2 separate regions of the Homo sapiens genome follow, and region 1 is linked to region 2. A link is a contact called in ENCODE Hi-C or POLR2A ChIA-PET data. All regions are on one chromosome and are shown on one strand. The core of a region is the stretch at or near the end of the contact, and the rest is flanking DNA. Distances in the headings are between cores, read along the strand shown.

Region 1 (6,775 bases), core at 295-2,794, 61 kb after region 2:
GCAAAGTGTGCTCACCTGGAATGGAAGCTGAACTACAAGATGTCCTGTCAGCTCTGGCCATATAGGCCTGCCTGCTCAGAGGCAGCCTGGCCTCTTCTCCTACAGTACCCACCCCGGACATGAAATTGCTGCTTCTAATGTACAGACTAGTGCTGTCCTTTTATTTACTCACTCCCATCTCTACATGCCTGAGGAATCATTCTCTGATTTCCCAGGATAATTCTTTATGTGGAAAGAAGTGGCTTATAGTGTTGTCTAGTGCGAGGTCATGAACTAGGTGGTAAACATGACAGTTTTTCAGTCATGAGACTGCTTGTATTACATGCTAAGGAAACTAATTCTCTGGTTTATTTTCATTCCACTCCCCGCCTCTGCAGAAATATGTGCAATGGTCTTTACCATTCATTGTCTTCGGAGCCACGGGTCTGACCTCCGGCCTCCTGAGTTTGTTATTGCCGGAGACCCTTAACAGTCCGCTGCTAGAAACATTCTCCGACCTTCAGGTGTATTCGTATCGCAGGCTGGGAGAAGAAGCATTATCTTTACAGGCTTTGGACCCCCAACAGGTGTGATATTTTTCTTAATTATTATACCGCTTGGATAGTGGCAGTTAATGAAAAAAAGAAGGTTTGCGTTAAATTAAATAGAACTGAGTAAAACTGCTGGAAAACAAAAGTGGGATCTAACAGCAGCTGATTTTCAGAGAAATAAGGATGATCGATGATTCATTAGCTTTCCTAGAATATTTTAGGGGCTATTTCTTGGGGGAATGAATGTCATATAAATACATTTGTCAGTTGAATAGCTAGATGGTAGTTTCCATTTCAGAAATGTCATAACATCATTTCACTGCCCTTTTCTTCTTTCCTGTTTCAGTGTGTGGACAAGGAGAGCTCTTTAGGGAGTGAGAGTGAGGAAGAGGAAGAATTTTATGATGCAGATGAAGAGACTCAGATGATCAAGTGAAGAGCCCCAGATTCCCCCTAAGAAGCAAAGGATCGTCTTTTATGCCTCTGGCTAAGGCAGGTTCTTCCATGACTCCTAAGAGAGTTGTAAAAATAGAGGCTTGGCTTGAATGTACATAGATGGTACCTGGCATGGACTGATGTTTTTAGGCACAGAAGTTGGAGAAGAGATTTCATGAAAGACAACATCACTGCATTGAGAGAATAGTTGTTAATTTGTTTAGAATTTAAGTTCTACTCAGAATCATAACATCTGGCAGAACAGCCCAAACCCACATTCCAAAGTGGTAGGCTCATTTGTTTCTAGAGATTTCATCATGTCGCTTTTCCTTCATCATGATCTAAATAAAGGCAGATATGTAAAATTTCTCACCATTTTGGTGGGGTAAGATAAGCTATTATTAAGATTTAATCCTTATACCATGTTGGACATTTGCCCCTATCAGTTGCTCCTCAGGAATCTTCTGGTACAGGTTAACATCAGCATTTTCATTTTGTGTCCAGGGAAAAGCACCCAGAGGTCATCTGTGTGTCCCGAGACCCTCCAGCTTTTTCTTAGCTGATGAAATATGAGTCCTCAGCTTGGTTCCCAGCCTGCTGATTGACTTGGGCTGCTGGTGCCTTGAGTCCCACAGATGATTCATTAGGAAAAGCCAGATATACCAAAGCGGTTTACTCAGAGTCAGGGGTGTAGCTCTGGCTGCCTGTCAGCTCCCTTGGATACTATATTGTATGATTTCTTCCTTTCCCACTAATATGCACATCCAGAAAAATTTCCATCTGAGATTCTAGTACTTCAAAATCATGCATAGTAAATGAGAAAGCTTTAAGTAGAGGGCAGTTAAACAGTGACATGTTGAGCACCTGGAGGAAAAAAAAGGTGCAGTTTTTAATAAGAGAGAAAATGAAATTATCTTTGATAAATTTTTGTTTGTTTTGCTTTCAGCATTGTGCCATGAGGGATTTGGACAATATTTAAGAACTTCTTGTCCTAGATCAGCCCCAATCTGTTTAATCAAAATGGAAGGTTCAGTAATTTCATGGGAAACCTTGGTTTTTCATTAAGTGCTACCAACTTTCAAGTGAATCTTGTATTTGATTTCCTAAAATCATGTCTTGAAAACATGTTTTCTCATGAAACTTGAATACTATCTCAAATAGGAATATAAACCTGGAGTCAACAAGCTTAGGCAGCATTGATTTAGGTCACTTTCCCAGTGAGGAAAATTTCTGTGTTTTCAGAATTTCCATTTCTACTAACCTCTTGGAGAAAAAGAAATTGAATTAGAGGTAAATAGAAGACGTCACTGTGGCTGCTTCTGGAAGTGCTGGAAGCATCACCCCAATTGGCTCCAAATACTGTCATGTTTTCTTGCACACTGACTTCTGGTTTCCACTGTATCAGTATGTACCTTTGTAATTGTTATTTTTATGTCTTTTATGCCCTTGATTATTAGTTGGGCTCTTCATAAACAGAGGCCATCTCTACTACTGTTTATTTTTCCCTGCTGTGCCCAGAACATTGGCGTAGACACAGTAAGAACCTAGTAAATATTACTGTTTCTAGCCATCAGGGAGATTGTGGAACTCCTCCCAGTATAATTTTTACAAACTCCAAGCAAATCTGACCCAAACTCCCAAATTGTCAAGTCCTGCTTAACTTTCTCTGGAAAATAGACCCCTTCTCAACATCAGAATAGGAAGAGAGGAAGAACTTACAAAGACACTTAAAAGTTATTCTTAAATGGTGGTTGGGCATTTAAAACAGTGAACTAACATATATATAATTTTTGATTAGTTGGAGCTTTCTTTGTATTATAAGAGTAATATATCTCATTACAGAAAATTTGGAAACTATAAATTTAGAAACGTATCACCCATACGTCCAACATCGAAAGAAAACCAGTGTTATGACTTTGTTCCATTTGAAGACTAATTGGGAGTCCATCTCTCTATTGGCACTGGGTTCGATTGCCTCTGGCTAATAGAGTTCAATTAGTTCTATCCCTGGGTTTCCTTTCTTAGCTATGGGGTGGAAGATAGGAGGGGGAGATCTACAATTTGAATATGTGTTACTTAATAAGGCTAGGCTGGCCATCAGTTGCTTATTTCAGATGTGTCACTAAATTTTCCTTCTAGATGGTCCTTGAGCAAAACTTAATAATTACTGTTTTTTATTTCCACTGCCTTTATAAAATCAAAATTTTCTCCTTTTGATAAAAACTGTTGAATACTATTGATGTAGAGAATGTGTATATGTGTATATTTGCATTGATTAAATTATTGGAAAACTTTTCATTGACAGGTAATGTATTTTGGTTGTGCGGATGGTTTGTAAAAAGTATCCTGTTTTTTTAATTCTATTCAAAATTAAAAATTTTTTTTCCTAAAATAAAGCAAGAAAAATAAATGTAAGATATATAAGAAACCCCAGAGTTTCCAGGGTGAAAGTTCACATTAGCAGCTTGTCCAAAATATTTACACCTCACAAATATTTTGAAAGAAACCATGTTGAAATTTTCTGATTTTGTGAGTTACAACCACAGCCCAGTAAAACCAATACTTGTTATTTGGCTACTTTCAAGCAATGCAGATATTCTTTAGTATTTAAAAATGAGCAAATAAACAAAATGAGGCAAATAAATGAAGAAAATGAGTTTCTGAGACACTGTTTAGGTAACCATAAATCAGACAGATATTTTTATGGTGGGCAAATTGATGAAGATACTTTTAGTAGGTGATTTATATTCATAACAAATACATATTGAAATAATTGTCACTACTGTATCAGAATTAAAAACCAGCTTCACATTAGGACTTCTCCATACAAATGCTTTATCATTGGTTCTTAAATTGGAAAAATATCTATAAATGATTACATTTTTAAGCTAAATAAAATGCAGATATTTTGGCTTCTTGTGAATGTAATAAAGAATCATAAAACATAGACCTTTTTTTTGTTCTCCCAGAATGTCTCAAAATCTACAGTAGTAGCTTTGACAAGTTGGGCAAATGCAGAACCTGCTAGTAAAGTTAAGTAATATGTGGGACAGGGGTTGTAGGAAAGTTGTAGACTGATGGACACAAAAGTTAACTATCAAAATACTTTTAGAATGAGGAATATGCAAAGACAATGCATTGTGGAAAATCCATCAATGTAGTACATCAAAGGAGAAAGAGCTTATGATTACCTCAATAGAAAAATAAACATTATTTGATGAAATTCAACATCCATTCAAAATAAAAGCTATTAGCAGAGTAGGAATAAAAGGATGCTTCCTTAATAAAATAAGAGATACTATAGTAGATATGGTAAACTGGCACACAGCATCTCTTCACCTTCCTGGTACCTTGGCCTTCAGCCTTTTTTTTTTTATCATAACCCACAGTAAGAAATGCATTTTACATATTCATCGTGTCATACTTCCCCACCTACAAATATATATGTATATATAAAATATCTATGAATCATAAAAATGTATATATTTTATGCAATAATACTTAATCTTGCTAGGCATACTGATAACTTATGTTCTATTTCACTTTTCAAAATGCCATTTATAACTCAATAAATGGATATCATGACTCGCTAATAGGTTGCAACCCATAGTTTGAAATCCACTGCTCTACTCTATCTTCTTATACTACAGAAGCTTTAAAGCTAAAATGTACATTTTCTGAATTTCTTGCAGATAAGTTTACCCCTTGCAGCCAGGTGCAGTTTGGTTTCCTTCAATCAGATACAAATGGAGCTTGGAAGGTAGAAGCAAGGTGGAGGCCATACTTTTGATGAGTATGCTTTTTTCTGCTCAGATTCACAGTGCTGGAGCCGTTTGGTTTCTCTGAGGCAGTATCAGCCAGAGATGTTGTCAGTTGGGCAATACTGATTAAAATCTTAACAAGATTTTTTAATAAACCTGGAATAATACTTCTGGTATTCAAATGGAAAAGCAAAGATCCAAAAATATTCAAGACAATTCTGATAAAGAAGAACAAACAGAAGGGACTTGACTTTCTAGATATAAAAACTTATGAAGCTGTATTATTGGTCAGCAGTAGACAAATAGATCAATAGAACATAACAGATTTGTTAAAGATAGCATGACACATTAGAGGAAAAAGTGAACAATTATTGATACTAAATCTTCTCCCCATAATAAAAATAAATTCCAAATAGATTGAAGGCCTCAATGAAAAACAGCAAAACTTTAAAACTATTTGAAAATTATAGAATATTCTTATGACCTTGGAGGATGGATAGATTTATCAGACAAGAACTGAAAATTATAAATTATTTTTTAATTGATATATTTGACTTGATCTAAATTTAAAACTTGTTTCTGTATGACTGAACATGCTACAAAGTTAAAAGGAAAGCAGCCTGGGCGCAGTGGCTCATGCCTGTAATCCCAGCACTTTGGGAGACCAACATGGGCAAATCACCTGAGGTCAGGAGTTTGAGACCAGCCTGGCCAACGTGGTGAAACCCCATCTCTACTAAAAATACAAAAAAAAAGTTAGCCAGGTGTGGTGGCATGTACCTGTAATCCCAGCTACTCAAGAGGCTGTGGCCAGAGAATCGCTTCAACCCGGGAGGCGGAGGTTGCAGTGAGCCAAGATCACACTGCTGCACTATAGCCTGGGCAACAAAGCAAGACTCCATCTTAAAAAAAAAAAAGAAAGCAATAGATTAGGGCAACATTTATAAGCAATAAGGATTAATATCCAGACTATATAAAGATTTACTGCAAATCAGAGATAAAAGTAATAAAGTTTACAAAAACTGTGATTAGGCAATTCACGATTCACAGATGAAAAGATGCTCAACCTCACTACAGGATCAGGGAAATGCAAACTGAAACCACATGAAGATATCTTTAAAAATCCATTAGATTGGGAAAATAAGAGAATATCAAATGTTAAAGCTATGAAGAAAAAGGAATTTAGTGACATCCTGATAGAAGCATAAATTTATTCATCAACTAGGTTGTCATTAGCAAGTAAGGCTGAAAATGTACATAGTCTAGGATTCAGAAATTCTGCTTCTATGTATGTATCATGAAAGAGTATTTTCAGAAAATTTTACTATAACCCACTGTAAAGAAAATGTTTTATACTGTGACACACAGTACACACACCTACATACATACCCACGTGTGTGTGTGCATATATATAATTGAAATGGTGTTATAAAACAATACCTTCACTTAATATATGCACTGCATTATATTTTCTGTTTTATTTCATTTCATAAGGAATACTAGTGAAGACACACAAAAATGATTTCACAGTTTTGAATGGATCAAAACATGCAGTTGGAAAAAGTGAAACATACTACCCTTAATATTTGCCTTGGTACTTGCCTGATATACATGTGTACAAGAGATTTTTACAGAATGTTCATTGCAGCATTGTTAGTTGTAATAAAACAATGGAGGTAAATACCTTCAGTAGGGAAATGTATGTATATAATTTCATATGCATAGGATGAAGTAAAAACATAGTTCTATGATTTAGGTGGTTGGATCTCAATAATGTTGAACAAAATGTTGGCAAATTTTTATTGGATCAAAGTCCTTTCATGTTTAAATTTTCCAGTAAATGATTGGAGTACTTGCTAATTAAAGGGATTTAAATGCTTTTCATGTCATACTTTAAAGTCAAGACTATTGATATTCTGTTACAAAAATATAGAAATCTCACTCTTATTCCTCCCAGATGAAGAATTATCCCTCTTCCCTATGGAGAAAGTCTATAAACTTGCCCACCTGCAAGTCTCAATTTCTCTTGAAAAAGAGCTTTGCATTTGT
Region 2 (7,503 bases), core at 1,031-3,530:
GTGGATAGTTGTTCAATTTGGTGTTCCTGTGGGGAGGATGACTGCTGGAGTGTTCTAGTCGGCCATCTTGCTCTTTCTCCTCCCCATTCCAATATTTTTGAGAATTTTTATTATGAATGTATATTGAATTTTGTCAAATACTTTTTCTACATCAATTGCAATGACTGTGTAATTTTTCTTCTTTATCTTGTAATATGATGGATTACAGAGATTGTTTTTCAAATATTGAACCAGCCTTGCATCTTTGGGTACATGCTTCTTTTTATATATTACTGATTTCTATTTGCTAACATTTTGATAAGGATTAATGCCTCTATATTTGTGAGGAGTATTGCTCTGTAGTTTTCTTTTTTGATACTATCTTTGGTTTTGGTATCGAAGTAGTACTAGCTTTATAAAATGAATTGGAAAGTGTTCCCTTCTTTTATATTTTATGGAAGAGATTGTGTAGAGTTGGTATTAATTCCTTAAGCCTTTGATAGAATTCTCCAGTGAAATTATCTGTACCTGTAGATTTCCTTTTGGGGAGTTTTAAAATTATGAATTCAATTTTCTGGGGCTATTTTGTCAAATGATCTATTTTGTATTGGATGAGTTGTGGTTGTTTGTACTTTTCCAGGAATTGGTCCATTTTATCTAAGTTGTCAAATCTATGTGTGTAGAATTGTTCATAGTATTACCTTATCATTGTTTTGATATTTTCAGGGTCTGAAATGATTTCCCTTCTTTTATTACCTGGTATTGGGCATTTGTGTCTTTTTTTCTTATTTAATTACTTCTCAGTCATTATAGAGATTTGTCAATATTACTGATCTTTTTAAAGAATGAGCATTTTGTTTGATTGATTTTTCTCTATCGTTTTTCTGTTTTGAATTTTATTGGTTTCTGTTCTTTAGTGGAAGGAATAAGGAAAAGCATGCCTACTTAGTCTTCTTGGAAGTGGGATCCCTCTTGTGTCCTTTTGACATGCCTATCATTTCTGATATGCCTATCAGAAATTTTTGGCATAACAAGATATTCCAAGTTCATCTTGTACCTCTCACCCCTGAAGCATGAAATTAGTCATTTCTCCAAAAAGCCCTGGTTTTACTTAGGATTGATCTCCATAGGATTTTGAAATGGGTGAGAACTATAGGTCTGCTCTCCAATAAATCTATTACTACATTATAATGAAAGCAAATCCCAGACCAAATTCTGCCACATATACAGTATATACATTTATTAACTAAATTCTTGTAATCAAAGTAGCACATAAAAAACTGTCTTGCAGGCTTGAGAAGTCCTAGCTCTTTAGTCTCCTAGATGTTTTGAACACTGATTCCATGGTAGGTCACTATAGGTAAACTCCAATTTTCCATAGGCAGGGTACTGATACCACCACTCCTACTCCCAACCTCCACTCCTCAGCCAGCATCAGGGAGAAAGAAGCTTCCAGAGTCCATGTTGGCTCAGGACCAAGGAGGAGTTTTAGCTGAGAGCATAACCCTGTAGGTAGAGTACCTACACATTGGATTATCTCACAAATTCCTGCAAGGGTGGGGAGTACCCCTAATATATTGACATAATCCATGTATCTTGAATGCCTTCAATTTCACAGTGTTAGACCACTTTTGGTATTCATTATTACTAGTCAATAGGCTGCTATTTTAATCAAGAATAAGCAAAGCACTCATTTCTGACAACCCCTTATAGTAGCTCCTGCTGGCGAATGGGCTCTCTGAAGAGAAGGACAGCTGACCACCACTGGACAATGCAATCTTGATTAGAATGCTTGTGGTACCAGGGTGACAGCTTGACCTAAGCAACATTTATGTAGAATATCCCACTGTATGTATCCTAATCTATAATTAGGAGCCCTTTTAGATATTTCCAGAGGGATACCATTATTAACAAGTGTTCACTGAGCAATTGTTACCTGCCTTATGTTAGAGAAGGCTTGCTATAAAGAGAGAGCTCTTAGATCCTGCACTCCAGGACAACAGGGATGAGGCACCCTGGTCCCCACTGTATCTCCTATGCTGACTTCTAGGATCTCACAATAAACAGTGCCCGACTGAAGGTGGAAGACAGAAGGAAGGGTGAATTAGTTAAAGGGAACCCAGGGAACTACTACTCTCAAGATAAAGAGTGTTAGAAACAGGAGAAATTGAATGAAATGGCTTCCTTGGCAAGTGCTGAAGATCTTTAAAGCAGCTCTGAGAGGAAAAGAATTAAGGGCTGAGACAGCCTTCACCTTGCCACCTGTGATAGTAGCTACGTCTTTTCCTTCCTGTTACCTAAATCTTAGCCCACTGGGGTGCATCTAAGAATCGCTGTCTCCCTTGCCACCTGTCTTTGTCAATCTGTATCTCTGTGTCCCCTCCCTCCCTCCTTTCCTTCTCTTCTCCCCACCTTCTGTCCTTATTGCTCTTTCTTGTCTCTGTCATTTTGTTTGTGTCTGTTTCTGCTTGTTCCCATGTCTCTTCATCTCAGTCTGTCTGTATTTACCTCTCTGTTTCTGTTTCTCTTTCTCTTTCTGTATCCATTGCATTCACTCTCTGTCTTGCCTTTCCCTCTGTCTGTCTTTATCATTTCTGCCTCTGTGTGCCTTTCTGTTTCTGTTTCTCACCCTCGCTTCCTCACCCTGTCTCCCTCCCTCTTCCTGTGTTATTCATCTGTCCTCTTTCTCATTCCCATCATGTGTAGCCACTGAGATGCGTAGACTGGGATGTATATGTTATTATCCACCTTGATTATAGTTATTGATAATTATACGTTTCTAAATACTTGGTACTTTCTTCCCATGATATAGAGGTACACATTATATTCCTCATCCCACCAGGGTGTCAAAAAATTATCCACCCTCAGAGGTTTATTTCAAGGTACAAATTACCTGTGCAAATAGTGACCCTCAGTCTCCAGCAGGTGCTCCAAGATGTATCCAGAACAACATGGGGAGCAGGGCATGGACTGTCCCTGCTGCACAGTTAGATGAGATCCTCATACTGCCACCCCGTGGCACCTCCACCCTCCCTCAGGGCTCTTTGGGAACTCTGGGGTCATGATTTGGGATCAATTATCTTTTAAGCATTCCAGATGCTGAACTGGCTGCTTCAGCCTGAGTGGGTTCATGATGCTTTGCAAGGGTGGCTGTGGCCTGCCTACTTGTTGGAGGAGTACAGTTGGCATCACTGACCCACACAACAGGACAGAACTCCACAACCTCCATGGGATCCTCAGCTGTGACAAGATCATTCCATACTTTGCACTGAGTTTGTGGGTAAGAAGATAAGTTTATATAAGGTCTGGTAGGTATAGGAGAGAGGGAAGAGGCAGCTAACCACTTTTTAAAAATGCACTCTGGGATGGGAGTCTCTCTGCCAGAGGCCTTCCATAGATGCTATGTATTTAGTCCTACCAACAACCCCACTCTATTAGTGAAATAACAGATGAAGAGAATTTAAAGAATTTTCCCTAAATCATACACCTAATAAGCTGCTAGTCTGGGATTCAATGAGCTCATATTCTTTCCACTTCACTAGTGATTTTCAAGCTTTTTTAAAAAACAAAAAAGAATAGAAGCCTTTAGTTTTAAATGGTATCTTAGTTGGCATTTCAGTATTTAGAAGAGCTAGATACTTTGCTGTTGTCATTGCAGAGGAGTAGGGTCCAGGGCCTCAGCACCTCTGCCACCGCCAGCCATTTGTGGCAGCCCCAGAAACATGTCCATGAGAACAGGGTGAAGATCGACTCTGCCTGGGCCCCTTGGCTCACTGGCAGTGAAGGGACAGGAAGAGCCAATGGGAGTATGCCTTGGCGGATTTGAGAACAGTTAGCACAGTGACCGTGGGGAGATAGTGTATGGGGCATGAAATATCAACCTAAAGGAAGAAACTGAGGCACAAAATATAATTTTAAAGAGTTTCTTTGAGCCAGGGTGAGCACAGCTGCCCAGGAAACACTTCCCGGTTACTGTAGGAAGCGCTCTTTTCAATCTTTGTGGCAAGTAATCTTTTAAAGGCAAAAAGAGGAACAAGGAGTGGGTGGATACAAGATTGTTTGTTAGGAGTTTTCATTAGTTTACATAAATAACATTGATCAGTAATTGGCTTTATATTGTTGAACTATAGAGTAGGGGTTATGGTGTCCAGTGTGTAGCATTGTTAGGTTAATGTATAGCTACCAGTGGCATCAATCTAGAGTCCACATAGCAAGCAGCTTCAAGAGATGATACTTGGCTCAAGGGGAGATGGGGACATGACTGCTGCTTCATTCCAGTGCCTCTCTGGGCCCAATAATTTAGGCAGAGCTCACATTCCTCATATAAAAAGTTTCATTTCTTCCCCAACACATTAGGCTGAAAGCTAAATAAGATGCTCGCAGTCACCTGCTTGAGAGTGCTTTGGGCAGAGTGAATTCTAGGGGAGAAGGGAAAGCAATAATACTAGTCTGCTAATTAAAAAGGGAAGAAGACATGGGCTCAGAGTAGCTGGGTGACCTCCTCAGTGCCCCACAGTTAGTAAACAAGCCTGGCCACTGTGGCATGGGCCCAGCAGAAAGAAGGAGGCCAGGCAGGCAGCCCATCTGTGAGTGGTGTCAGCGTCTGCCTTCTACAAGGTGATGTGACCTGGGGCATGTGTGTCAGACTCATGAGGAGCCTGGCCAGTGTTCCACCCCCACAAAACCCACTCAAGTACGGTGGAAGTAGTAATGATTACATTAAGCTTTATTGCTGGTCAAGCTCAAATAAATGTACATGTTTCCTAACAGAACAAAAAATAACAAAGGAGAATTAAATAGAATGAACAATAGTTAAGTCTCATACTCTCAGCAGTTCACTGTATTCTCAGAGCCCCGCAACCACCTGCCCCAGTGACAACATTCACTATGTCTCTCCTCTCTGAATAGATTCAGGGAGACCTAACAAAGGCCTCCTCTGTTTCACATGTTTAACACAGAATCTCTTGTTTTTCCTGAAGTCCTTTATATTGAGGTACCAATGAAGTGTCTGTGCTGTGTGCTCCCGTCCCACCGTTCAGAGTGTGAATTATATGTTAGTTCACGCACTGTACTTCTGCTTTGTGCTTTAGAGGCCTGTCTGGGTGCTGTTCCAAGTGCTGGTGTGGTATAGGTAGCTTGAAAGTTTCCTGCTGCTGCTAACAAAATGATAAGAATCAAGGAGAGACAGCAGCAGAATGGAGAATAATGTGAATGGTGATCAAGGGGCAGCCAAGGCCAGCAGCACCAGGCAGCATGTTGGCATCAGTTACACTTTAGCCGGTGTTCTTGAGGAACCACTAGTCTCTGCACTGTGTTGAGTTCATCCTTATTACAATGAAGTGCAGTGCCAAACTAAAACCTCCACTTAATTTCTTAGCATTAAGTCAATTTCAATGACTTCACTAGACTCTCACTTGCTCCTGCAAATCTCTAAAGGAGTATTGAAATTGGTACCTAAACATGTCACTAAGTTGGTGAATATCCTTAATATATAATCTGTGGTATATAGGTAATGTTTGGTTCATATTGAAATAATCTTGTTTGAAATCAAAGTTAAAAAACAAATATGAAGCCCTGTTGACCCGTCACATAAAATTTTGGAAGATAAATATTAAGAGAGATTCTACGAAACTCTATAGTTTAAAGATACTGTGTTAAAAACACACATTTTTAACGTCTACCCTGCACCTTATTACACTTGGGTCAGGCCTTGCAGAAGTTTCTTTAGAAGAGTTTTTGGGAAGGGCAAATAAAAGGTTAGGTGGATGTGATTAACTTGGTATTTAATGCAAAACTCTAATCTAGGAGTCTTGACTATTCTAAAATGAGCTAATAGCTATTGGAGCGAATTTATGTAGCAAATTGCTGTCTGCTGTATTCAGATTATTCCCTGAGCTCTGACTCATTCAGAAAGCACCAAATATCACGGAGACACACAATTATCATGCTTAATTAATGTTTGCAACCAAAAAGTGTAAGGTTGGAATTCTTAATATCACTGTGGATATTGAAGAGCTGAAATTGACTGACTGTTATCTTGAGATTAATATATTTTCCCCAAGCCATACCCTGGGGTCAAAAGACAGAGTATTAAAACTATTTGAAAAATTCACTGCAATTAATTGCTTTAGGGGCTAATTTTTTTTAATGTCTTGCTTCCTTACGCCTGTACTACTGACTGTTATAGCCTGCAGACTTCACCCATTAAGTGGTAATTCAGAGTGACAACTACATTGAAATGAAGCAAGTTAGTTAATCACCATGAAACTGTTCCTGAAATACCCTGTCCAAGTACTCCCTAGTCACAGGAGGCCTCTGATTACCTGATTTTCTCCTGAAGTTAGATTTTCATGTACAAAGTTGTAATTATTTTTATTTTAAATACAGGCCAGGGGAGGGCTGAAGTTTGGTTGGAATTGTTATCAGAGCCATTCAGAATTTTTCACAGGAGACCATAGCGACTCTCTGATTGCGTAGAGCCCTCATGGATGTGCTGCAGGGATCCTAGGAAGCTGCTATTGGCTTCATCCCCGCAGCCTTGAAATACTGACAAGCTAGGAGTCTGGGTAGGGCTGTGGCAGTTATAATATGACTTGGTTTTCATCAAAGCATGACCTCCAGCAACAAGAGGCTCGATCAATAGGCACGGGCCCAGTCTTGTTTGCCCATTTTGGTTGACCTGCTTGGACAACCAGGGTGACCTGCCCTTTGTCTTCCTTTCCTTTATGATTAGGTGGGCTATGCCCTGAACAGTCATGTGGTGCGTCCTCCTTTCAGAGAAGGCTGTGTTGGGACTAGTGAACTATGTGGGTCCCTGAAAAAGTCTGCCTTTTAGAAGGGATACAGCAGCCAGCTGAGGGGCTAGGTACTACTGTCTAAACTGCCACAGCCCCTGCCTGGCTTGCAGGTTCCTTGATATACTGTGAATCATCCATGGCACATTTCTTATCCCTGCATGATTGTATATCCTTCTCTCAGTGGGGATATTTGTGGACCAGCTAAAGTGCTTTCAGGGGCTAAAGATAAAATCAAGTATTCTAGCTGTCAGATTGGCTATAGGAAGAAGGAAACCCCCTCAAATTCTAAATCTGTCTACACTCCTTTTCAAGAGAATGGCATTCGGTGGCTCCAAGGAAATGGTGACCAATTAGGTAGTTCCCTGTATGCCCGTAAACCCACAACCTGATGCTTGAAGTCATGACCTGGAGATATTGTGTGTGAAGATGCCTATAAGACGATGGCACTTGCTCTTCTTACATAAATAATTCAGCAAATAATTAATTAGTGCTGACAGACACTGTAAGTTTAGCATGGGGGATACAAATATGCCCTTAAGAATCTCACAGCATCATAGGGGAGAGACAAATGGACACACTTCACCATGCATCATTGTAAAGCAAAAATAGGGTGATGTGGCAGAAAGGAGAGAGTGGTAAGCTCTGCTGGGGTAAGTCAGACGAGACTTAAGGTGTGTCATGGAGAATGAATAGTTCACGGGGGAGGAGGTGGGGATGCAAGTGGGGA

The links. A loop is a pair of places that touch in the nucleus more often than their neighbours do. ChIA-PET counts read pairs that join two places held with the same protein, here RNA polymerase II (POLR2A).
Region 1: a map of ovary shows a loop between it and region 2 (15-fold over the local background). The contact joins two enhancer-like sites. A Hi-C loop is called at or near these places in 1 of 168 maps with a recorded cell type or tissue (ovary). POLR2A ChIA-PET finds 5 or more read pairs at or near these places in 1 of 52 experiments (BJ).

What each region holds. Positions count from the first base shown.
Region 1 is chr1:116,066,143-116,072,917 of GRCh38, forward strand. SLC22A15 (solute carrier family 22 member 15) reads left to right here. Exons shown (of 12, transcript NM_018420.3): 11 at 378-566; 12 at 877-3,912. The coding sequence ends at 966. Among named protein-coding and RNA genes, the nearest start is that of MAB21L3, 42 kb to the right of the region's middle. RefSeq lists an enhancer at 558-1,757. Within about 2 kb of position 1,545, at least 4 of the 41 ENCODE cell types and tissues checked have a DNase peak (open chromatin) inside an H3K27ac peak, as active enhancers do.
Region 2 is chr1:116,004,296-116,011,798 of GRCh38, forward strand. The region is part of intron 2 of SLC22A15 (solute carrier family 22 member 15); the gene reads left to right. Among named protein-coding and RNA genes, the nearest start is that of SLC22A15, 32 kb to the left of the region's middle. Within about 2 kb of position 2,281, at least 3 of the 41 ENCODE cell types and tissues checked have a DNase peak (open chromatin) inside an H3K27ac peak, as active enhancers do.